Linked DNA regions of Mus musculus: all the other regions are linked to region 3. The links are chromatin loops, found by intact Hi-C in ENCODE. Cell type or tissue: left cerebral cortex. All regions are shown on one strand.

Region 1 (8,000 bases), 66 kb after region 3:
AGAGATGAGACTCCTGGGACTCAGATGTTTCTGTAGGGCTCGCAATGCCTCGCCCTGGACCCCTCACGCGTCTCCCGCTTCTCCACCCAGACTTCATAAGGGCTGTGGCGCTGGCTGTAATAGCGGAGGGAATGTGGATGACTCGGACTGTGGTGGGGGTGGCGGCCTGACCTCCCTCAGCAATCATCCGCCCTTGGCACACCCTACGCCTGAAAATGCAGCAGGTAAGCGGGCAAAGCTGGACTGAGCCTGTGGGTGAGACTGCGGCCCAGCCGAGCTCTCTGCTCTTATCTGTTTCCTACAGGCAGCAGTGAGCAGCCCCTCCCACCAGGTCCTAGCTGGGGACCACGGCCTTCCCTCAGTGGCTCTGGTGATGGGCGGCCCCCTCCTCTGCTGCAGTGGCCTCCCCCTCGGCTCCCTGGACCACCCCCTGCTTCACCTGCTCCCACTGAGGGTCCCCGGCCCTCAAGACCTTCTGGCCCTGCTCTCCTCAATTCTGAGGGACCCAGTGGGAAGTGGAGTCTGGGGGGTCGGAAGGGACTGGGAGGACCTGATGGGGAGCCAGCCTCAGGGAGCCCCAAAGGAGGCACCCCCAAATCTCAGGTAAGGAGCCTGTGGAAGAAGACGACCCCAGGAGTTCTCAGGTCGGTTTGTCTGCTCATCTGTCTGTCTTCTCTCCCATAGGCCCCTCTAGACCTCAGCCTCAGTCCTGATGTCAGCTCTGAGGCCTCACCTGCCAGAACCACCCAGGACCTTCCTTGCTTGGACAGCAGTATTCCTGAGGGTTGCACACCCTCCGGTGCCCCAGGTGACTGGCCTGTCCCTGCTGAGGAACGCGAGAGCCCGGCTGCCCAGCCCTTGCTGGAGCATCAGTACTGAGGAGTCAGCCTGGCCTCTGCTGGATCGCATCCCGGGACTCAGTAACTCGGACTCTGCTGGACTACAGAACTGATTGGCTTTGGCTCTGGTGTCTGCACCCTGATATCTGGCTACTTCAGTGTCACAACTCAGTGACCTAGACTTCTCTCCCTGATCCGTGGCCTGGATCCCAAACTGAGGCAGCAGCCTCCTAGCCAGGCCCTAAGAGCCAAACCCATGGGCTGGTCCCTCATTGGAGCCCATGGCCAGGACTGACTTTGCCTCTGGGGCCTGCACTGCCCCCAAGGCTGGCCTCCTTAGCCTGGACCTGGGGCCCGATATGTGGCAAGGGTGGGTTCATTCGTTCTTTTGTCATTTTTCTTTCTTTTTTTTTCTGTGCTTCAGAGACACCAAATTAATAACACTATTTTTGATTTTGGTTGGCAGTTTTATTTTCTGTGGGACGAGGTGAGGTTGGTAGAGGTGCCGGAGGCAGGGAGGCTGAAGTCAGAAGAGTGTGAGGGATAAGGGGTCAGACTGCTGGGCTCCAGGCAGACATGAGGTGGGATGGGCTGCCTTCCTCACCTGCCTCTGCCTTTCTTTTTTTTTTTTTTTTTTTAATGGTTTAAGAGCTTTATTATAGAAATGCAGGGGGGAAGAGAAAAGGTAGAGAGAGAGAGTGTGTGGGGACGGGGAAGGCTAGAGAAGAAGAAAGAGAAAGGAGAGAAAAGACAAAGGGAAGAGGAGAAAGAAGTGAGAGGATAAAGGAGAGAGCTGAGCCTCTGCTTTTCAAGCAGTCCTCTATGCCCAGGTGGCTCACACATCCATCAGCCTTGATCTTGATCAAAGACTGCTCAACCTCATTTGTTCCAAGCTTAAAGAAAATAACAGGTGAATAGAAAGGATTCTATTTCGTTTTTGAGACAGGGGCTTACTATGTACTCCCTATGTACATCAGGCTGGCCTTGACCTCAGATCCACCTGCCTCTGCCTTCAGAGTGCTGGATTTAATGGTGTTCGCCATTGCATAAATGGTAGCCTGTGTAGATCAGTTATCTAGCTTGGCCCAGCCCTTAAAGAGTGAAATAGTTTCTGGCCCTAATACCTGCTGTCTGCTGAGCCACAGCAGGACACTAAGTGGCCTCTAGCGCTCCAATTGGTCTGGAAGGCAGGTACATTTGTTCCCATTTCTCGGTGAAGTCACTGACTGGGCTAGGACCGGGAGTTAAAAGAGCAGCTGAAGGCTGGGACAGAGAACTTCAGGCTGTCCGGGGCTGCCTAGGTTCCTGTCGGAGGTCCCCACCCACTGTGCTTCCCGCCTTAGACAGCTCCCGGGTAGTCCCGCCCCTCCACTACGTACCGCCTCCATCCTGGCCCCGCCCCCAGGCGGAGCGGAGGCGCCGGGAGCGGTGTGAGCAGGCAGCGGGACCTTGGTGCGGAAGGCAGCGGTGGCCAGCTTGAGCCCGAGAGGTACTGGCGGGATCAGGGATCGGGAGGCACCAGGTTCGGGCTGGATACCCAACAAAGTAGCCTGGACGTGAACCCTTGTAGTGTGGGGAGGAACGGGACTATTGGCTGCTTTCGCTACACGTACCCCACCCAACCTCCTGCCCCAGTCCAGCCCCGAGTCAGCACGTCCAGTGTTCTGTCTCCTGCTGGCAGCTCCCACTCCCTCCTCTGCATGAGCAGATTCAGAGCTCCACTGAGTGGATTCATTGGTTCTGGACTTTTCTCAGCAATGCTGGCAGCTGCTCCTGCTGCTGAGTGTGTGGGGCTCCCCCTATTCTGGGGCTCCCCTTTTCCCAGTGTGACCTCTTTCCCAGCCTTTGCAATCCTGAGTCTGGCCTGGGAGGAAACATCTGCAGCACTCCCTGGCAACAGAAATAGGGTCACGACCTCCAGATGTGCTGGGAAGCATCCAGCGCCTCCTCCTGGGGCAGCCAGGCCTTCCGGATCTGTGGGGGCGGGGCACCCCCCTTTTCCCCCCTCAGTGACACAGGCTGCAAGGAATGTCCTGGCCTCAATGGACCTTGTGTGAAGATGAGGGGTGGGGGGCAGAGCCCAAGTACACCCCTTAAGGCAGGGCCAGAACAAGAGGGAGCTCCTGGACTGGGCTGCACACATTCCCAGGGCTCCTCCCGGCACTGCGGCCTCAGTCTGTGCCCACAGCTTGGTCTATGGACCTGGGGCCTGCACAGTTCACACACGGACATAGTTGGCTTCACCTTTCAGTTTCCAAGGAGTCTTCAAAGAACTCATGAAGTGCAGCATCAGAGCTTATCCTAGAAGACAGACAGACAGACAGGAAGACCCTGAGGAGGTCTGCTCTTGTTTGGTTCTGGAGACCCAGCTGAGGGGCACCGTGGAGCTGCTCCCTGTCCCCTCCCAGCCTGGCCCCCTTGATGCCACTGGATGATGCAAAAAAAAGTACTAATGGAGGCCTGCCCCTGCCCCAGCTGTTGGCTCCATTCCTAGCTCACGCCGAGGTAGGCTCGGCCTTCTCACACCTTTTGCACCTGCCTAGTGTAGCTTCACCACATTTCCGCACTTAGTAGGTCCCTGGGGCCTTGGGTGTTTCAGCCTTACATCCTGTGAGACCTTGAGCCTCTCCCGTCTCCCCTCACAAGGCTGCCTTACTCCTACGCACACGGGCAGAGTAGGCAGGTGCAGCTCTGACAAGTCCAGAAGCAGCAGTTCTCAACCTGTGTGCTGGGACCCCTTTGAGGGTCGAGCAGTCCTTTCACAGGGGTCACACTTGAGATATTTATCTTCTTCTTCTTCTTCTTTTTGTTTTTCAAGACAGGGTTTCTCTGTGTAGCCCTGGCTATCCTGGAACTCACTCTGTAGACCAGGCTGGCCTTGAACTCGAAATCTGCCTGCCTCTGCCTCCCCGAGTGCTAGGATTAAAGGCGTGTGCCAACACTGCCCGGCTCATGTTATGATTCTTAAGGGCAGCAAAATTACAGTGGTGAAGTAGCAATGAAAATAATTTTCTGGCTGTGAGGTCACCACCGCATTAGGAACTGTATTAAAGCGTCACAGAGTTAAGAAGGTTGAGAACTACTGCCTTCGAGATTCAGAGACAAGGTTCAAATTCTAGTTTGAACATGGAACTAATTCAGGCAAGCTCATCTTCTTAACTGGGCCTCACTGTGACCTGTCTCACTGGGTTCAGACCTCCCTGTCCATGCATGTGAGGCCAGGTAAACAGACATCCACAGGGTCCTGTTGGGATTAGCCTCTCTCACCCCTGGGAGTGGGCATAGTGACCTGCAAGAGGTTAGTATTAGTCTTGTCCTTTAGACTTAGGTGTCTTGGGTCCCATGACTGAGCTGTTGTGACCCTAGCACCTTCCTCAGGATATAGGAGCCAAGCAGGGGGCTGGGCTGAGTTGGGGCCACTTCCTGTGTTATAGGAAGTCCTCTCACCACTGCTTCTGTCCTGCAGCAGCTGCCCCAGGAGCTCCTGTGTCCTTGAGGTATTGAGACTGCGGGAATTGAGGGCACTGAGTCTAGGCCTTGGGTGCTCAGCTCTTTGGGGACCCTGGAGGAAGTGGGAGGTACCAGGGAGGAAGGTCTCTGGGGACAGGACGTCCTCCCTTTGTCAAGTGGGCAAGACTCAGACACCAGTGACTGCTTTGATTTCCGTCCTGGTGAAAACTGTCCAGAATTTGGTGGCAACCCTCACTTTGAGCCTAGTTCCACAGCCAAGGTGTACAGGGGAGAACTGGGAGGCCCCGGTGCCCACTAGACCCAGTCACTAGCACCCCGAGAGGCAAAGCATCCCAGTTCAGCTCCCAGCCTTGACCTAAGCCTGGGATGGGGGCTGGAAACTTCAGCCCCAGGCAGACAAGGAAGTGGCCAGGAAAGCGGAAGCAGCTTTGATGGTCCCGGAGGGGGCCGGAAGCTAAATGGGGTGGTGGAAGACTGGGCTGGGGGCCTGAGTTCCTGTTTTCTCCCCAGGCCCATCTGAACAGCCCCCTCCTCCTGCAGTGCAGGAACCACTGAAGCCTCAGCCTTCTGGCTGGGCACCAAGGACCCGTGCCCACCAATGCGGCCCGGCCCCCAGAGAGTCAGGCCCACAGAGCACGCCCATGTGGGCCGGCGGTGTGGGGAGCCCTCGGCGGGGCATGGCCCCTGCACCTACCGATGACCTCTTTGCCCGTAAGCTTCGCCAACCTGCCCGGCCCCCACTGACACCACATACCTTTGAGCCGAGGCCAGCTCGGGGCCCACTCTTGCGCAGTGGCAGTGATGCTGGTGAAGTCCGGCCCCCTACACCAGCCAGCCCCCGTGCCCGTGCCCACAGCCACGAGGATGCCAGCCGCCCTGCTGCAACCCCTACTCGGCTCTTCACTGACCCACTGGCACTGCTAGGGTTGCCAGCAGAAGAGCCAGAGCCCACCTTCCCGCCAGTGCTGGAACCCCGGTGGTTTGCTCACTATGATGTGCAGAGCTTGCTCTTTGACTGGGCTCCACGACCTCGGGGGACAGGCAGCCATATAGAGGCAAACTCTGGGACCTTAGCTGAGGGCCAGACTACCACCTCAGATCTACTGCTCGGGGCACCTGGCTTTGTGAGCGAGCTTGGTGGTGAGGGTGAGCTAGGGCTGGGTGGGCCAATATCCCCACCTGTGCCCCCTGCACTGCCTAATGCGGCTGTGTCCGTCCTGGAGGAGCCACAGACCCGGACCACAGCTTACAGCCTGGAGCACGCAGATCTGGGTGCAGGCTACTACCGCAAGTACTTCTATGGCAAAGGTAAGGGGCAGGCGAGCCTGGGAGAGCCAGGAGAGGATCTGGGTCGGAGGTCCCTGCGGTCTACATTCTATACAGTGGGAGGCTCATGGGCTGGCCTTCCCTGTAAAAAAGGGGCAGGAGCTGAATTGGGCTCTGTTGGCTCAACTCTGACCACCTCTTTAAGGCCAAGCCCTGGTGTCACACCTGAAGTCAGGGAGTGCCCTTCCCTCTGGCTCATCTTCATAACCCTCCAGGAGGCCAGTGAGCGATTTCCTATTTCCATATCTGTGTGATGAAACCCTGTTCTCATCATTAGCAGGAAAAGCAGCTTCCGTGTCTTGAATGGGAGAACCTAAGCTTTGGTGGAGCCAGGGCAGCATTTAACCTAGGAGGACTTAGACATTTGTTCCCTGGTCCTGGGACAAGGTGTAACCGTGGGTGGGACTGCAAACTGGGGTGGGAGTGAACTCCCAGGTTCAGCGCTTGGTGAGAGAATACCTAGGGTGGTACTTCTGTGGTGGGCGTAGTCAAGAAGGGATAGGGTGGTCTGTGGGTTTGACTGAAAGGCCACCGACCGACCAACCAACGACCCCCCACCCCCACCCCCACAGAACACCAGAACTTCTTTGGGCTGGATGAGGCGCTGGGTCCGGTGGCCGTGAGCCTGCGACGGGAGGAGAAAGAGGGCAGCGGAGGGGGCACCCTACACAGCTACCGGGTCATCGTGCGGACCACGCAGGTGGGCTGGGATTACAGGCTCAGGAGGCAGGTTTCCTCCACCACAGCCTATACAAAAACTGAATGTCTCTACATCCTATCCTTAGCTCCGGACCCTCCGTGGCACCATCTCGGAGGACGCACTGCCTCCCGGCCCCCCGAGGGGCCTATCTCCGAGGAAGCTTCTGGAACATGTGGCTCCACGGCTGAGCCCCACCTGCCTGCGCCTGGGTTCAGCCTCTCCCAAGGTGCCCCGCACGCTGCTTACTCTGGATGAGCAAGTGGTGAGTGGCTGGGAGGAAGGAGGGCGCAGCATCCCGGGGAGATGGGGCTGACCTTCATCTCCCTAACTAGCTAGCTTCCCTAACCCTGACCTGATCTGACGGGACCTCAGGAGAGCTGATCCACCTCCAGCCTTTCCGAGAGAAGGATCCAGGGTCACCGGAGACTTGTTTGATTAACCAGGCTTATAAAGCAGCCACAGCATGTTAGGAATGCAGAATCTGGGGCTGCAGCCTGGCCTGCTCAGGCTCTGCATTAAAAAACAAACAGAAAGCTGGACATGGTGGCACACGCCTTTAATCCCAGCACTTGGGAGGCAGAGGCAGGTGGATTTCTGAGTTCGAGGCCAGCCTGGTCTACAAAGTGAGTTCCAGGACAGCCAGGGCTACACAGAGAAATCCTGTCTCAAAAAACAAGACAAAACAAAACAAAACAAAAAAAAAAACAAAAACAAAAACAGAAAAGCTTAAGGCAATTCTTAGGCATCTTTACAGTATGGCTGGCCCTGTTGCTACACAGCTTCCTCACCATTTTTTGTCTTTATTTTTTTTTTTCTTCCCCCAGCCCATTTGGTCTCCTCCCCACATGGGAAGCTTCCTAGAGCTTCCTGTTCCACCTCAGGACTCTTGAGCTAGTTGGAAGTCCTGTACCTTGTGCTGAGAGTTGCCCACTGGCCCTGGCTCTCCTCTGTGTTGTTTATTCCAGTGGTCATTGAACAAATACATCTCATCCCTTCATAGTATCAGGCCTAGACCAGATGCTGAAACCGCTGCGGATGAAATGCTGTCCCTGAGTGTGGGCAGAGAGCCCCTGATAAAATACAGGAGCTGCAGGATTCCGTGACTGGAGGATGGGGGGGGGGGGGGCTAGAGGCCACACAGAGGGTACTGACAGCACCCAAAGTTTCACACTGGAAAACATACAAGCCCCCAGACCAGCATGAGCCTGTTTTCTGGGCAGGCAGGATTGAGAAGGCTCTTACAATAATGATTTAGAGAGATCTCTGCATGCCGCATGATGCTCTGTGTGGGTGGAGGGCTTGTGGGACTTGTATGGGGAGGCTTTTTTTTTTTTTTTTTTTTTTTGTCTTGTAGCTATTGAGAGGCACAGAGGGATTCAGGACAGACAGATCTGAGAGGCACACATGGGACGTAGGCTGGACAGAAAATGGGCCCAAAGCTGTGGTTGTTGTTCAGATTAGACATGGTGGTCAGGGTGGTTACAGGTAATCATGAGGTGGCTCACACTTTGTGACCCACTGAAAAGGGGTCACAAAGGTGAAGAAGGGCGAGATCCCCAGCTTCTGGGCCCCTGGGAGTTGTGTTATGTTGTGGGTCCCAGGGACTCTGGAGGAGAGATAGAGGCAGAGACATAGTAACTGAGGGGTCAAGATGTGGCCAGGTG
Region 2 (8,000 bases), 53 kb before region 3:
CAAAGCTATGTGGTTTAGAGGGATCTAGAGATACGCAGTGGAAAGAGCTGGGTTGGGGATTGGATGGGGAAGAGCTTGTAGGGTCTGAGATGGCCTCAAGGTGTCCTGCCTTGGCCTGAAGCCAGCTCAAAAGCCCTCTGCTGACAGCCTCCCTCTTACCACAGACCACTGCCAGTGCCCAGTGGGTAGAGCGCCCAGTCAGTTCCCTGACACCCTTTTCTGCACAATGAGCATACTCTAGCCCCCCATTACCCACCTTTGTTCTCTGCACCCCCTTTTGGCTCTTCCGAACCTTCAGTCTTCTCACCAAGAAAGAAAGCCCACTAGCAGCTGACACACTCTCAGAAAAGGGGTTGGAAAGGAGAGGAGAGGCACACTGGATCCCACTCTCTCTCCTGAGCCACCAGGGCAAGCCTGGTGTCCATGACTGTTCCTGGGGACTCTATCCACCCCAGACAGACAGGACAATGACTGAAGGAATGATTCCACCCAAGCTGGAGAGTTTTGTTGTTGTTATGGTCTGGTGTTTTTTGTCTTTGTTTTTTTTGTTTGTTTTGTTTTGTTTTGTTTTGTTGTTTTGTTTTGTTTTGTTTTTCTAGACAGGGTTTCTCTATATAGCCCTGGCTGTCCTGGAACTCACTTTGTAGACCAGGCTGGCCTCAAACTCAGAGATCTGCCTGTCTCCCCACCACCAACCGGCACAGGTTTTTGTTTTGTTCTTGTTTTTCTTTATTTTTCCTTTTCCCGAGAGAAATAACTTGAAGTTGGATGAGTAGGGAGATGGGTGGGGGGGGTATCTATGAGGACTCGAGGAGAAAGAATATGATTAAATAGAGTGTATGAAAAATTGAGCCACATAGTGGTGGCACACACCTTTAACCCCAGCACTCAGGAAGCAGGGAGGTGGATCTCTTTGAGTACAAGGCCAGCCTGGTCTACAGGACAGCCAGTGCTAGGTCCTGAAAATCCAAAAAACCAAGCCAACACAAACAAAATTAAACACAGTTAAATATAATTTCCCTGTGTTCTTTCCTCCTTCAAACGCTCCTCCCCTCCACACCCCTTTCACTCAAACTCATGGCCTCTATTTCTGCAACTGTGGTGACATATATGTGTGTATGTACACACACACACACACACACACACACACTCCTAAGTTCTTCTCAAGTGGAACTTGAACTGGGGTTACCTTTAGGAGTGCAGTATCTATGGGTGTCTACAGGCAGCTCCACCACCTCCCCTGAGCAATTGTTAATTGATTATTCACCCCCGGGGAAGGCAGCACCCCTCGCCTGTAGCCTTGTGGGTGCTCCAGTCAGCCTCCTCCTCCTCCGGCTGTTCGTGACCTGACCTGGGCCTTTTTGGGATCAGCGCAGGTCATTTATCTTGTCCAGTACCGGGAGCGATGCTGAGGGGAGGGGTTGGTTTTCTCCCTCCTCTGTGGAGAGTGAGCTTTTGGGGCCTCATCTAGAAACTTGGTAGAAATTTGACTTTGGGCTAGGACAGGGAGGAAGGCTCAGATAAGAATATATATACTTAGGCTGGAGAGATGGCTCAGCAGTTAAGAGCACTGACTGCTCTTCCAAAGATCCTGATTCAAATCCCAGCAACCACATGATGGCTCACAACCATCCGTAATGAGATCTGACGCCCTCTTCTGGTGTGTCTGAAGTCAGCTACAGTGTACTCACATATAATAATAAATAAATCTTAAAAAAAAATACACATTTGGTCTAGTACAAAACTCAAGGTAAACTCAGCTGAGGAGTGAGCTATTTTTTCTAAAATCTTGGACATCCTGATAAGCCCTTAGAAACAGTGATCACACGACTTTATTTATCGCCTTGCTTGTTCTGTGACTATTTGTGTTTATTGCCTTGTTTGTTTGTTAACCTAGAATTGACCTTATTATTTGCATGCACTTAAAATCGTATAAAAGCAGACAGGGAAAACATAACCCTGCCCCAGCCTCGGCACTGGCTGGGGTCCCGCTACAGTGGTGTCTAATTGTCTTTTTCCTTCCAATCCTTGCTCCCTCCCTGGAGATCCTGCTGGCTGCCTGAGCTGGGTCACTCCCCTCTGTGAGTCTAGGGGACTAAACTCAAGCCTGATGACAAGTGTGTTGACTGAGCCATCTCACCAGCCTAAGGAATCACAGTTCCTTGGTTTCAAGATGGTAACAGCCGTGTCATACTCAGAGGACAAGAGTTTCAGATATCCAAGAAGAGAGATGTGAAAGGCCAGCAAGGTGGCTCAGTGGCAGAAAGGTGCTCGCTGCTATTCCTGATGACGAGTTCAATCCCTGGGCCCCTGATGAAAGAAGGAGAGACTAACTCTTGAAGGTTTCCATACATACAGTGGCACTTGTGTCTACACACATACAAACACACATTTACACTCAAATTAATTGTGCATATAAAATATTTAATATACATAAAGCTATTTATTAAATATTAAAGAGTAAGTAAATTAAAGGATGTGGAGACAGGGCATGGGATGAGGGTGCCACCTCTCCCCGTCTCAGAAAAGATGCTGGGGCCGGGCGTGGTGGCACACGCCTTTAATCCCAGCACTCGGGAGGCAGAGGCAGGCGAATTTCTGAGTTCGAGGCCAGCCTGGTCTACAAAGTGAGTGCCAGGACAGCCAGGGCTACACAGAGAAACCCTGTCTCGAAAAACCAAAAAAAAAAAAAAAAAAAAAAAAAAGAAAAAGAAAAGATGCTGGGAAGCTTGGGAGTCATCAGGTTCCCAGGCTAGCCCACCTTGAAGTTTAGATAGGCCACCCAAATCTCAGGTGTCTATGGGCCAGGGCAAATGAGAGACAAACACACAGTGCTAACCTGTTTCTGCCCATGCGGATCCAAGCCAGATGGAGATCACTGTGACCTTTATCTACATGACAGCCAGGTCCCAATAGGGTGAGTCCACTTCCTCTCTCCTAATGGTGTGACATACCACCAGCTGTCTCTGAGCTAAGTTGAGCCCAGATGCTCTCAGCATGTCAGCATAGTGATGGCTCATGACTGTTGGTGCTTAGATGTCAGCTTAGGGCCCTATGTGGGCTCCTGAGACTTCTGGAGGAGGAGGTGTCAGGACCAAGTTGTCAGCACAAAGCAGACTCATCTGTCCCAGGCAGACAAAGGGCAGGGATACAGGACAAAGACAAGAGACAGAGGACAAGGAAGGAGCAAACAAGGGAGAGGAGAAAAGGGTATTTTTTCTGAGGTACAGGGAGGAAGGCCTCTGGATAGAGTGGAGACAGATGTGGCCTATAGACAACTGATGGTTTATAAAGGTAAGATGGAGAACCCTGAGGTAGGCTGAGGTGTTTAATTTTGAGTGGGCACGTTAATAGTTAATAGGCAAGCAGGGCTTGTGCTATTTGGACTTGAATACTTTGATGGTTGACCTTGGTAGTCAGGAGGAGGAAGTAGCCAAAGTGGGGTCAGGGGAGACCTTGGTGGCTATCTGAAGAATGCAATCTAAGGTTTTTAGCAAGAAAGAGGGAGAGCGGAGGAGGGCAAGGCCTGCCAGAGCCAGGTTTGCGAGCTGGCAGGGCCCCTTCAGAGGCACCACTGAAGTGGAAACTTGAGGGCTCTTTGGAAAGTCACTTCTGTTGGATGGTGTTTTGTTGTGGGCAAACACGTGAAGGAATGTTTCCTTGAAGCACACAGGTGAAAGGCTACGGCAGGCTCCTGAAGGAACGCTTTGCTTTAGCAGGATATCCTTCCGCCTGTGTCTACTAGTGCTCTAGTTGATATAGGGGTATATTATTCAGCAATATTCAATACTTCAGTCATTTCTTTGTTGTGACACCATTCAAATAGCTCCTTTGTAATTCGCTTTATTTTCTTCCTTTTTATTTAAAAAATTTAAAATGTATTTGTTTGGGCTGGTGAGATGGCTCAGTGGGTAAGAGCACCCGACTGCTCTTCCGAAGGTCCAGAGTTCAAATCCCAGCAACCACATGGTGGCTCACAACCATCCGTAACGAGATCTGGCGCCCTCTTCTGGAGTGTCTGAAGACAGCTACAATGTACTTACATATAATAAATAAATAAATCTTTAAAAAAAAAAAAATGTATTTGTTTTGCGACATGGCCTGACTATGTAGACCAGGCTAGCTTAGAACTTCTATGTAGATCAGGCTAACCTCAAACTCATGGAGATCCACCTACCTTTATCTCTTGATTAAAGGAAGGATTAAAGATGCATATAATTGAGCCGGGCAGTGGTGGCGCTTGCCTTTAATCCCAGCTCTTGGGAGGCAGAGGCAGGTGGATTTCTGAGTTCGAGGCCAGCCTGGTCTACAGAGTGAGTTCCAGGACAGCCAGGGCTATACCTGGGTCTCTCTTTTCTTTCTTTCTCTCTTTCTTTCTTTCTCTCTCTCTCTCTCTCTTTCTTTCTATTATGTATTGTACACTGTCACTGTCTTCAGACACACCAGAAGAAGGCATCAGATCTTATTACAGATGGTTGTGAGCCATCATGTGGTTGCTGGGATTTGAACTCAGGACCTTCGGAAGAGCAGTCAGTGCTCTTAACCACTGAGCTACCTTTTCAGCCCTGGATCTTTCTTTTTTTATTTTCTTTTTTTAAAATTAAAGATTCAGCCGGGCGTGGTGGCGCACACCTTTAATCCCAGCACTTGGGAGGCAGAGGCAGGCAGATTTCTGAGTTCGAGGCCAGCCTGGTCTACAAAGTGAGTTCCAGGACAGCCAGGGCAACACAGAGAAACCCTGTCTCAAAAACAAAAACAAAAACAAACAAACAAAAAAATTAAAGATTCAGTATTTACATTCACGTGTCTCTGGTTTTATGCAGTGTGTAAATGCAATGCCCTCAGAGGCCGGAGGAGGGCAATGGAACCCCAGGAGCAGGGATTTCAGTGATTTGTGAAGCATCTGAAGTGGTTGCTGGAAATCCCACTGTTCTCTGGGAGAGCAGAAAGTGTTCTTCCCGCCATGCCGTCCCTCCAGTTCCACTTCACACCTGCCTTTCCCTCCGCTCTGGAAGCCCATCGCCCCTGCCCAGGCCTAGCCAAAGGCCACTTGTAGTCAGTCCTGACTGCTCTCTGGACTGCAGTTTAGCCACTTCCGGTCCTTCCCAGGCTACACTTTGGTGTCTGTTTAGATCTTGCAAGTCTTGTCATTAGGTGACAGAGTGCCCCCTTTCCCCACCGAAGCTTCCTTTAATCCCAGCACTCGGGAGGCAGAGGCAGGCGGATTTCTGAGTTCGAGGCCAGCCTGGTCTACAAAGTGAGTTCCAGGATAGCTAGGGCTATACAGAGAAACCCTGTCTCGAAAAACAAATAAATAAATAAATAAATGAATATATATATATATATATATATATATATATAGAGAGAGAGAGAGAGAGAGAGAGAAAGAAAGAAAGAAAGAAAGAAAGAAAGAAAGAAAGAAAGAAAGAAAGACAAAGAATTCATAGCTTGGGCTGGAGAGATGGCTCACTGGTTAAGAGCCTCTGCTCTTCCAGAGGTCCCGAGTTCAATTCCCAGCAACCATCTGTAATGGGATCTGATGCCCTCTTCTGGAATGTCTGAAGAGAGCAACAGTGTACTCACATAAGTAAAATAAATAAATCTATCTATCTATCTATCTATCTATCTATCTATATCTATCTATATATATATAAAGACTTCTTAGCTGTTAGAGCTGCTTTGATTTAATGGCTTTCAGTGTTGGTTGATGCTTATATTTATTGAGATATAAAAAAGTCAGCTGAGGCTGAGGAGGGTGGGCAGAGCTAGCAGAGCGAGAGAGAAGGCAGTTGGTGCAGAAGATATCATTAGGAGTTGAGCCAGGAAAAGCTAAGCTGAGCGGAGAGGCTAGAACAGTCGTTATAGCTTGGAGCTGCTGGTGTTGGGGAAGCTGGGAGGACAGACTGGTTAAACAGTTGTTGGGGAGCTGAGGGAGGAGTGGCTGGGAGACTCGGTTTCAGTGGCTGGGCTGGGAACACAGAGGGGACTGGCAGCGAGTTAAGAGAACTGGTTACTGATCTATAATAGGTAGCTGTGTTACAGGAGTGTATTATTTTGTTTCAGTTTGAGAAGTCCTGGCTGCCTAGAACAGTCTGCATGTGAGTACAGAGGCCCAAGGTAGCCAGGCCTTTGGCATGGGGAGTGGATGAAGTCCTGGCTGAGCGTGTATAGAACGGCATTGACATGAGCACAGCCATGTTGAAGACTCCAGTGCTTCAGAGCCATGGAAATGCAAGGCCTTCCCTGGGCCAGGCTCAGAGAAAAGGCAAAGCCTCCCTGGTCTGAGTGTGTGTATTGGTGAGGTGTGTATCGGTGAGCTGCCCACCTTTGGCTAACCCAGGTGCACGCAGAGAGTGTCATCTACTGTTTCCTTGACCCAGATGTTGACACTGTATGCAGTTGTCCACCATGGCTTTCTCCTCTGTGGGGAAACTCTGATATTTAAAGTCCACTGTGACCAGATGGCCTCTGAGCTCAGCACAAAATGGGAGACTCCCTTGTTGTTCTCCTTCTCTAACCTTGTCTGAGGGATTCTTAACACCCTTCTCCCTACCTGAGAAAACTCACAGTAGCATAAAAATCCGGAGTCCTCCGTGCTAATGAAGTATCTAGCTAGGCCAGTGAGCTTCCCTTTCTGGGCACTCCTTCCCGCCAAAGCTATCTAATGCCTGATTCACCCTTCCTGAGCTGTATGCATTTACCTTGGCCATCAAAGAAGTCATTTTGATGGAGCAAAGACCGTCTTTTCTTTTCATCAAGGATCCACATGGGGGGTGGGCGGAGTGGGGAAGGCCTTTGTGTAAAGAGCCCTTGCCTAAATCTCCCAGAGAAGGCCATCTGCCTTTCAGTCAGTTACTCTGTACTCTCTGCACTCATTCGGAACCAAACCGGCTCTGGCTTTCCCTTCCTGCCTGGCTCACGGGCACCCAGAGGGGAGGCTTGGACCTGGGACCCCTATTCCCAACTCCCAGCGGTGTCTGGGTACAAGGAACTTGGGAGAACAGAAATCTCCACTGCAGACTCCATCCACTGTTTCCCATCTGGAAAACCATGGGCTGGGAACCCCATTACTGACTGTGTACCGGCTCCCCTGAATGGCATGCCGGAGCCACTCAAGCACCCCAGCAGCGAAGCGAAATGACACCCAGCCAGACACTCCTCCTAGATGACTGCAGAGACTTCCTGTAGAGACAGGCTATCCTGCCTCCCTCTCATTTGGTGCATAGCTGGGGTGTGTGGGATCTCCATCAGAGAATTCAGCCGTGGCTGCATCTGGGCTCTGTAACAGTGGAGGGAAAGATGTTTCAGATGTTCGTCTCTAATAGTGAAAGGAAGAAAACCCAGTTCCTTTCTATTGTAGACTTTGTGGTGTGGCAGGGTATGCGCATGTGTGTGCATGCTTGTGGAGGCCAGAGGTCATCTGGGGTTCCTCACCCAGCCTGGAGGGCTGGACCTGGATTGCCAGTAAGGCCCAGGGGGTCCCCGTGTCCCATCCCCCCCTCCCCCCATCCTTTCCAGAGTTGGCTTTAACTGTGAGTCCCTAAGCCACATCACTACCTCCAGTTCAACTCTACACCTTTGGACAGGGCAGCTCACACTAGGTCTACAGTAACTGTTGCTTGCCTTCTTTATGGAGTTATTACGTGTTGAGACAAGGTCCCCCAAAGCACAGTTTAAGTGACCTCACTATGTGGCTGAGGATAGATGACCTAGACTTCCTTTTTTTTTTTTAAAGATTTATTTATTTATTAATGTAAGCACACTGTAGCTGTCTTCACACACTCCAGAAGAGGGCGTCAGATCTCATCACGGACGGTTGTGAGCCACCATGTGGTTGCTGGGGATTTGAACTCAGGACCTTCGGAACAGCAGTCAGGTGCTCCTAACCACTGAGCCACCTCACCAGCCCCCTTTTTTAAATGTTTTATTATTATTATTATTTATTTATTATATGTAAGTACACTGTAGCTGTCCTCAGATACTCCAGAAGAGGGAGTCAG
Region 3 (8,000 bases):
TGTGTGGAAAGACAACCCTGAGGGAATCGGGTATTTCACAGACCTAAGGGCCACTTTATCTGAGGCAAGTAGAAATGGAGACTCTGAAAAGCCACACCCGAGTACTGAAGCGTTACCAGGGAGACGGTGGTACCCAACCATAGCTCTGGCCACCAGCCGAGCCCGTAGGTCAGGGTCAAATGTGCAGCAGACACGCCCCCCCTTTGACTAAAGCGCCAGGAAGACCGTGTAAGCGTCACTTCCGCCCTCAGCTACCACATGTGGGAGGCGGGGCCGTAGTGGGGGCGCATCTTATTTGGATCACTTCCGGTGAGCCCAGCAGTGACCACGGCAACATGGCCTTGAACGGTGCAGGTATGCGCTTGGGATGTTTGGGCAGTGGCCGTGGGGTGCGGGAGGCAGCTCTCTCTATCTCCTGTGCCTGTTTTCTCTAGATGTCGACGATTTCACCTGGGAGCCTCCGACTGAAGCTGAGACGAAGGTGCTGCAGGCGCGACGGGAGCGGCAGGATCGCATCTCCCGTCTGATGGGGGACTACCTGCTCCGTGGTTACCGCATGCTGGGCGACACGTGCGCCGACTGCGGGGTGAGGCGAGTGATGAGGCCGAGGCCGCGGACCGGGCCGCACGACCTTTCCTCAGCTCCCTCTTCTGTGAACCCTGTCTCTCCGGCTCACCTATGTCCATGTACTTTCTGGTCCCCAGACGATCCTCCTGCAAGATAAACAGCGGAAAATCTACTGTGTGGCTTGTCAGGAGCTCGACTCAGACGTGGATAAAGATAACCCGGGTGAGGGTCCGAGTGTGCACTGTGGGGAGAAGAGAGTGGCGATAGCTACAGAGGAACTGTGAGCCTGGGAGGTGACAGTGGAAACTCCTGCGTGCTGTGGCATTAAGGTGCCTTCTCGTTTCCGCCCTAGAGAGGTGTTTCATTCAAGAAAGACCATCAGCCTTTTGTTTCTGACACCGTGGGGAGAGTCCTAGCAAAATAGTCATCCTACGTTGTAGAGTGCACGTGCAACCCTGGGTGCTTGTGCATGTTGGACAGGCATTTTACCACTGAAGGGCGGGCATCCCAGTTTACAGGAATAGACTTGATGCATAGATGAGGCCAGGCCATCTGTCAAGCAACTGGACCTCAAGTGTAAATCAGTGGGGCAGTGTTTGGCAAGCATGTGTAAGGAGAAAGAAGAGTAGAGATGAGATGGGATTGGCTTAGGCAGAAAACACCAGCAGCTCAGGGACATCAGTAAAGAGCACATGACTCGGGAGAGGCGGACGGGGCACCCTCACTCTTCCACCACTTTTCTTGTTCTAGCACTGAATGCACAGGCGGCGCTCTCTCAAGCTCGGGAACACCAGCTGGCCTCATCTACAGAGCCTGCCTCGAGCTCTCGGCCCCCATCCCAGCCACCAGTACCCCGTCCAGAGCACTGTGAAGGCGCAGCAGCCGGGCTCAAGGCAGCCCAGGCGCCTCCTCTTCCGGCTGCACCTCCAAATACGGACGCGGTGGCTTCCACACAGACGGCCCTCCTGCAGAAGCTAACCTGGGCGTCAGTCGAGCTGGGCTCTAGCACCTCCTTGGAGACTAGTATCCAGCTCTGTGGGCTTATCCGGGCTTGCGCCGAGGCCCTAGGCAGCCTGAAACAGCTGGATCACTGAGACCTCTATCCTGATCCCTGTTCCCCTGAGAAAAACCCTCCAGAAAAACAGTTTTTCCTCCGCGTGGTTTGTTCTTTCTTGGTTCTGAGTGTGCATGTGAGCCCCAGTTCTCCTCGATGGTTTTCCTTGCTTTTGGCATCTCACCTTTCCATGGTCTTTTCTACCTGAATGGTGAAGTTCTGCATTCAGGACAAGAAGTAAATGGCAGAGGGATAAGTGACACCTTATTCCAAGGACTGACCTCAGTCTTCCCAAAGGCTGGGCCACTAATCATTGTCTCTGACCCAGTACCCCCTTTCCTCCACTTGAGTGCCATTTGAAGTTTCAGTCCCTTTGGTGGCTTCCTTTCCTTCCTTTAACCATCCTGACTCTACCATCTTTCTCCATCTTCTGGCTGCTAGGATGTTGACAAATTGTGGGGAGGGGCAGTGATGCACTGTAAGAGTCAGGCACAGTCTTACCTTCCTACCCCAGACTCGGGCCTCCCACATCCCCGTGCTTTTAGAATCCTTCCCTTGGGAGAGGACACATTGTATAGGAATGAGGCAGCAAAAGGTCGCCAAAAAACCGTTTCTGACCCTTTCGGCCTCCCCTGTCCCATCCAGTTCTTTGATGGGTTTTTCGCTCCAGGGTCATCGCCGCGTTAAGAGAGGCCCCGCCCATGCAGGGGGGTGGAGCATAGGCGGAGTCCTAGGAGTCGGGGACGGAACAAAGCACGGCCTGCGGGCGGTGGCTGAGATCTCTCCGGAGACCGGGCCACGGAGAGCTGGTTCTCTGGGCAACAGCCCGCTGAAAACGTAAGAGGGGTCCAGGCGGCATCGTGGTCCACGCCTGCCTGGCTATGAACGGGCTGCCCGCGACTGAGGCGCCGGGCGGCGCGGGCTGCGCTCTGGCCGGGCTCCCGCCGCTACCGCGCGGCCTCAGCGGCCTTCTTAACGCTAGTGGGGGCTCGTGGAGGGAGCTGGAGCGTGTCTACAGCCAACGGAGCCGCATCCACGACGAACTGAGTCGTGCCGCCCGCGCCCCGGATGGTCCTCGCCATGCCGCTGGATCTGCTAACTCAGGTTCTGCAGCGGGCCCGCGCCGCCCGGTTAACCTCGACTCTGCACTAGCCGCGCTGCGCAAGGAGATGGTGAGTAGGTGGGCGCCTCGCCAGGGTAGTAGCTCTGAAGAGGGCAGAAATAAGTCTGGGATCCGCTTCCTCATCTCAGGTCCAGCAGGAAGCATCTGGTCACGGGGCTTTAGGACAGCACTGATAGTAATGTGTAGCAATTGTTGCATTTTTAAAAACTTGCCTGATTTCATCTTGCTGGACAATGTTACCCCATTGTATAAATGAGGGCCAAGGACTGGCTGGAAGGTTTCACAGTTGGCAAGTACCATCTGTTCTCAGAACTTTCACTTAAAGGTGCAGGAAGATTGGATAGGGTTGTCGTCCACGGTGGGAATTCTGGGGGTGGCCCGGACCCCCAACTCCAGCCCACTGTCAGTTGTCTGTAGGTGGGGCTGCGACAGCTGGATATGTCCCTGTTGTGCCAGCTGTGGGGCCTGTACGAGTCGATCCAGGACTACAAGCATCTGTGCCAAGACCTGAGCTTGTGCCAGGACCTGTCATCCTCTCTGCACTCGGACAGCTCCTACCCACCTGATGCCGGCCTGTCTGATGACGAGGAGCCTCCTGATGCCAGCCTGCCCCCAGACCCTCCACCCCTCACCGTACCCCAGACTCACAATGCCCGTGACCAGTGGTTGCAGGATGCTTTCCAAATCAGCCTTTGAAAGCTGAGGTGGATAGGAACGCACCCATACAAAAGGCTCAAAACTTGCCCTTCAGCAAGTCCTTAGTCTACAGTGCCTGCTCTTTTACCGGTACCACCTCACCTCACTTCAGGAGGGCAAGGCATTATACCCATCAGGCAAAGCGGTCAAGATTGCAGCCTGTGCCCAGTGTCCTGGGCTTCCACTTCTCCCACATGTGTGCACCCTAGCTTGGCCAGCCCTTAGTCTGACTGTGGGGCCCAAAGCGTCTTGCACTCCCGTTTGCATCTCTGGGACTGGGATGAGTGCCTAGCTCTCATCTCTTTTTCGTCTTTTGCTGCCTCTTGCAGCTGCTGGCTCAGCGGCATCCCTACCAGTGGCCCCAGGGGTTCATTGCCTGGGACAAGGGCTCCAGAACCCACCTCTGTAGCCACCCACGACCAGAAAGGCTAAGGTCTTTATGCTGGATATTTAAGTTTAGCGGCCAGTTCCTGGGCGGGAAAATAAATAATTTCAGCATTGTATTGTGATTGCCTGGTTAATTGGTACTGGGTTGGGGAATAGTTTTCTGGCAAGTGTAGTCTACGTTCTGCCGGCAGGTGGCGCCCAAGACCCCCTAGCGAAAGGCTTAATGGGCGTGAGATGCGAATCTTCCCTCTTGCGGGCAAGGTTGGAAGCTGGCCCTGCAGCAATATGAAAGCGGTCAAGTCTTTTCCCCTTGGGCTCTACGTTTTCGAACCCAGCATGCCCTTCCGCCTTGCTTTGAGCCTTTTGGGAAGGAAGGAGCCGCCCATCTTGAGGAGAGAAACTTTCCACCTCCCGTGCTGGGAGGAGTTGGCACAGGAAATGGGTGGGCCGGAGCTGCCTGACCCAGGGGCCCATCCCCATGAATAGGGAAAGGTCCAAGAAGAGTCTTAGAGTTGGTGCCCCGTGAGCTGTAGGGATTGCTGGGAAGGAGGGGTGTGGAGGCCGAAAGGAGTAAACAAGTTTCAGTTTGTAGACAAGCCTTGGAAGGGAGGGAGATGGCAGCCGGGCTCAGAGCATCGTTTCGCCTGGCTCAGGCCCCTGTGCTGCAGTCTCAGAGCACCCAGCCTACCCCGAGACAGCACGAAGGACCTGTAGGGTTGCACATAAACTGCTTCCGTAGAGAGGAAGCAGAGGACCACAGCGATATGATAGACAAAACTGGGTGTTCAGCCCACAGGAATAAGCCTGCACATTCTCAAAGTTGCACCCAAGCATCCTCATCCCCACCTCCTACCATAGTCACTTGCCTGCTGAAGATGCCGATAGGCTAACACGCCTGCAAGACCAGACATCCTAACCAAATTGAGGGTTACCAGGCAGGTGACACGTTGATGTGTTGCTCCAGGCCATCTCTCTAGCTGGGTATAAAACACCTTGCAAGGCTCATTACAGTGTGAATTGGATGTGTGAGCGATAAGGAGTCTAATCTAGGTGTTAACACAGCAGCTAACGCCCCAGGGACTTCCCAGGGGAGGAGCAAAAACCACCCATGTACATATTTTCTCTAGTTCTGATAACGGATTGCGCGTAATGAGACAAAATCAGCCCAGCCCTAAGCCAACCGCTTTCCCCATCTTCAGACTTCAATGACATACATAAAAGATAGAACTGTAATTGGCCCCATTTAACAGACTTCAAAACTGAGGCGCAGAGTGTGTGCTTTGTTCAGGGTGGCACTCTTTAGTAAAAACTAGTGAGTTTGAGGCCAGCCTGATCTACAAAGTGAGTTCCAGGACAGAAAAACCCTGTCTCGGGGGGGGGGGGGGCACCAGACAGACAGACAGACAGAACCTTTCACTGCTTGTGAGATGTGAGGATTGTTTTCCCTTGTGCCATATGAGGAGTCAGGTTTGGAGACTCTAGGTATATCTCACCAAGGCTGGCTCTGGGGCTCTGCATGGGTGCTAACAAGAATCTCCCACCCCAGAGTTAAGAACCGTTAACTCTGGCTCAGTGGACGGTTCTTTTCCTTTCTAGGTCTCTACTTTACAAGCTTGGGAAATGGGGTACCAACCAGTACCAAGGTTGCAGATATAAGGGAGACAGCAGAGGCAGCTCTTTTGGAGGGTGGCACCAAGTTGAGGGCTGCCACCTCTTGGAGCTCACACGTCACCCTAACCCCATTTGACTCGCGGGCGCCCATCAAACCGGCTTTGCGATCGGTACTCATTCCTTCCACCCCCGAACCGGGTACCCGGGTGTCCAAGTCCGGACGCTAGATCCCGGAAGCAGGGTCGCCCCGCCCCGCGCTGCAGCCCCGCCCGCCTTCGGACGCGGGGCGAGGGGGGGGGGTGCGGCTCCAGGAAACGGCGCGCTCGCTACTCTTGAGCTGAGACCAGCTCGACGCGCCGCGACGGCCCCGCAGACTCAGCCAGCCCACCAGGCGGACCCCGGGCAAACTCAGCCTAGGTCTAAACCTCAGACATATCTACACGGACGGGGCGGACAGATCCGGTGACAAAGAAAAGAGCTCCAGAGACCATGGGGACCCTGGCTGAGCCAGCAGTGGTGGGCAAGAGGGAGTCCCAAGCCTGAGAAGAGATCCGGCAGAGTTCCTCAGGCCATGACTTCAGTGTGGAAGCGCCTGCAGCGGGTTGGCAAGCGGGCCGCCAAGTTCCAGTTTGTGGCGTGTTACCATGAACTGGTGTTGGAGTGCACCAAGAAGTGGTGAGTAGAAGCGGGGCCTGAGGGAGTCCCCTAAGACTGATGTGGGACTCAACTTAGTTTGACTCGTTTGAACCTGGAAAAAAAATCCTCTCAAGTCTAAAGGCTAAAGGGGTTCCCATCCTAGGTATTCCAGACACTGAAGTGCCTGGCAGGTTGGGGGGACTCCTGTTGTGGAGAACCTTGTGGGGGTCAAGACTCGGTGGCTTTGGGAGAATCAGCCTGGGCCCACATTAAATCGGCTGTGGTCAGGACTCGGGGAGAAGCCCTCAAGCCAAGGACAGCGGTCTAGGGTAGCAGTGGAAAACGGAACAAGATTTTAGGGCTCCAGGGGGCTTTGGGTGGAAAAGACTTCATGGTTCCTAGTCCAGTTCAGGGTGAAAATGTGGCCTTCTCTTTTTCAGCCCCTCCCCCTTCAGCCAGAGTGGGCCCCAGAAGCTGGTGCTGTCTCCACAATGTCCTTAAAAGGGGAAACTGAGCTTGGATGGATAACAGGGAGGCGGGGAGAGGCTTAAAGGGGCCTGAAGTCCTAGGAGCTGGTGGGTTCAGGAGAGGGTCCGTGGAGGGAAAGAGAGTTGGGTGAGGGGACGACTTGCAAGAGAGGACAGGTCTTGTATTGGACTGTCAAGGGCCCCTGGGGGCATCTGGCTCACATGTCCCCACCGGGCAGCTGCCCAGGCCCCTGCGTCACACCCTAAATATATGTGCTCACCGGTGTCAGCTTCCCTTGGCTGGATTAGGGCACAGCTGTGGGGGCCTCACAGGCCAGGCAGGGCTAAATATAGACTCCCAAGGGGGAAGAGCTGGGGTAGGCCGGAACCATGGGGTCTAAGGAGGCGAAGGAGCAGAGGCTGGGGTCTTTGGGGGTAGCACCATTAATCATCAGCCTTGAACATGCTGAGTGTACCCGGAGGCCCTTTATACCGTAAAGGGTAAGGGAGCGTAAGAACTAGTTAGGCTAACACAGCAGAGCTAGCACTTGAACTCTGGCCTCTGGCTCCTGCCCCAGCACGCTGGGTGAGGCCAGAGGGACACTGGGCATGGTTCTGGTGAGCAGACAGACTATACAGACGGTGTCAGTGGGCTGAGTCACAAGTAAATGGGTAAGGCCCCGCTGGGTTTCTTAGCCAGGAGGCCAGGACAGGAAGCTGGCCCCTGCCTAGGTCATGGCTTCCCAAGAAGGCGTGGCGGCCTGAGTCAGGCTACCCAACCAGGCCACACCCTCCCAAGGCACCCGCTATTTCCCTTTTCTGGGACAGCTTGGCTGGGCCATTGCCTGTGGTTTGAAGCCTGGGGATGGTTGCTTACTTCTGGGTCAGAGGACTCTAGACTCAGCTGTGTGACCTTATCTAGCCGGCATCTCTGTGTCTCAGAAACCTCAAGGGTTAACAACAGTAAGCCACTTGTCCTGACTCAGCCTCTAGAGTGGTAGCAGACCTAAGCATCCAGTTGTGGGGCTGGAAAGAGACAGGGAATGCTCTCACACCGCCTTTGCCTGATCCTTTCCTTGACCAACCCTACCTCCCTGGGCAGAGGTCAGCACCTTGTCAGGGCTCAGCCCTGTGCAGCTCTCTCCTTGTACGTCTCTGCCACACACGTTTGCCTCCCCTGAGTCTTTGCAGCATGTTAGATGTTCAGATTAGCTGTCACTGCCTGGCAGTGTCCTCAGACTTTCCTGGGGGCCCACTGCCATCATCCCTTTAGAGTGGTGGCCAGTGGCCCTGGGTTTGAGGAAGTAGAACCCTGCCAGACCCTGCTCAGAGCCACTGAGTGCAGCAAAGGGCTGTCCACAGCCTGCCTACCTCTGTGGGTGGGTGGTGTCTAATGGCAAGCTGACCCTGTGCTGCTCTGGCCTCACTCCTCCCATTTACTGTCAGTCCACCTCTGCCT

The links. A loop is a pair of places that touch in the nucleus more often than their neighbours do. Peaks named below come from ENCODE experiments on the same cell type or tissue, not always from the same donor. Only the 100,000 strongest peaks of a DNase experiment are listed, where the experiment ranks them.
Region 1: a loop joins it to region 3, with 3 times the contacts of the local background. A loop is called at or near these places in 2 of 42 quality-filtered maps.
Region 2: it touches region 3 in a loop (2.4-fold over the local background); 20 of 42 quality-filtered maps call a loop at or near these places.

What each region holds. Positions count from the first base shown.
Region 1 is chr19:5,657,932-5,665,931 of GRCm38, reverse strand. It overlaps Sipa1 (signal-induced proliferation associated gene 1), which reads left to right and starts at 2,225. Exons shown (of 17, transcript NM_001164480.1): 1 at 2,225-2,328; 2 at 4,306-4,336; 3 at 4,821-5,618; 4 at 6,209-6,336; 5 at 6,422-6,598. The coding sequence starts at 4,952. Pcnx3 (pecanex homolog 3) reads left to right here. Exons shown (of 35, transcript NM_144868.3): 33 at 91-224; 34 at 305-603; 35 at 685-1,297. The coding sequence ends at 879. In left cerebral cortex, no CTCF peak of the experiment used is centred here; DNase peaks (open chromatin) are centred at 2,216, 2,635, 4,439 and 4,797; H3K4me3 peaks cover 2,612 bases; H3K27ac peaks cover 3,836 bases.
Region 2 is chr19:5,777,281-5,785,280 of GRCm38, reverse strand. No RefSeq gene overlaps it. Among named protein-coding and RNA genes, the nearest start is that of Scyl1, 9.9 kb to the right of the region's middle. In left cerebral cortex, CTCF peaks have their summits at 4,014 (motif pointing left) and 4,852; a DNase peak (open chromatin) is centred at 4,898.
Region 3 is chr19:5,724,030-5,732,029 of GRCm38, reverse strand. It overlaps Ehbp1l1 (EH domain binding protein 1-like 1), which reads left to right and starts at 5,713. Exons shown (of 19, transcript NM_053252.3): 1 at 5,713-6,113. The coding sequence starts at 6,010. It overlaps Fam89b (family with sequence similarity 89, member B), which reads left to right and starts at 2,364. Exons shown (of 2, transcript NM_181452.2): 1 at 2,364-2,793; 2 at 3,162-3,943. The coding sequence starts at 2,503. The coding sequence ends at 3,440. Znrd2 (zinc ribbon domain containing 2) reads left to right here and starts at 298. Exons shown (of 4, transcript NM_020491.5): 1 at 298-354; 2 at 435-586; 3 at 705-789; 4 at 1,318-1,724. The coding sequence starts at 336. The coding sequence ends at 1,661. In left cerebral cortex, CTCF peaks have their summits at 1,044 and 4,022 (motif pointing right); DNase peaks (open chromatin) are centred at 2,733, 3,239, 4,023, 7,296 and 3 more places; H3K4me3 peaks cover 5,664 bases; H3K27ac peaks cover 3,572 bases.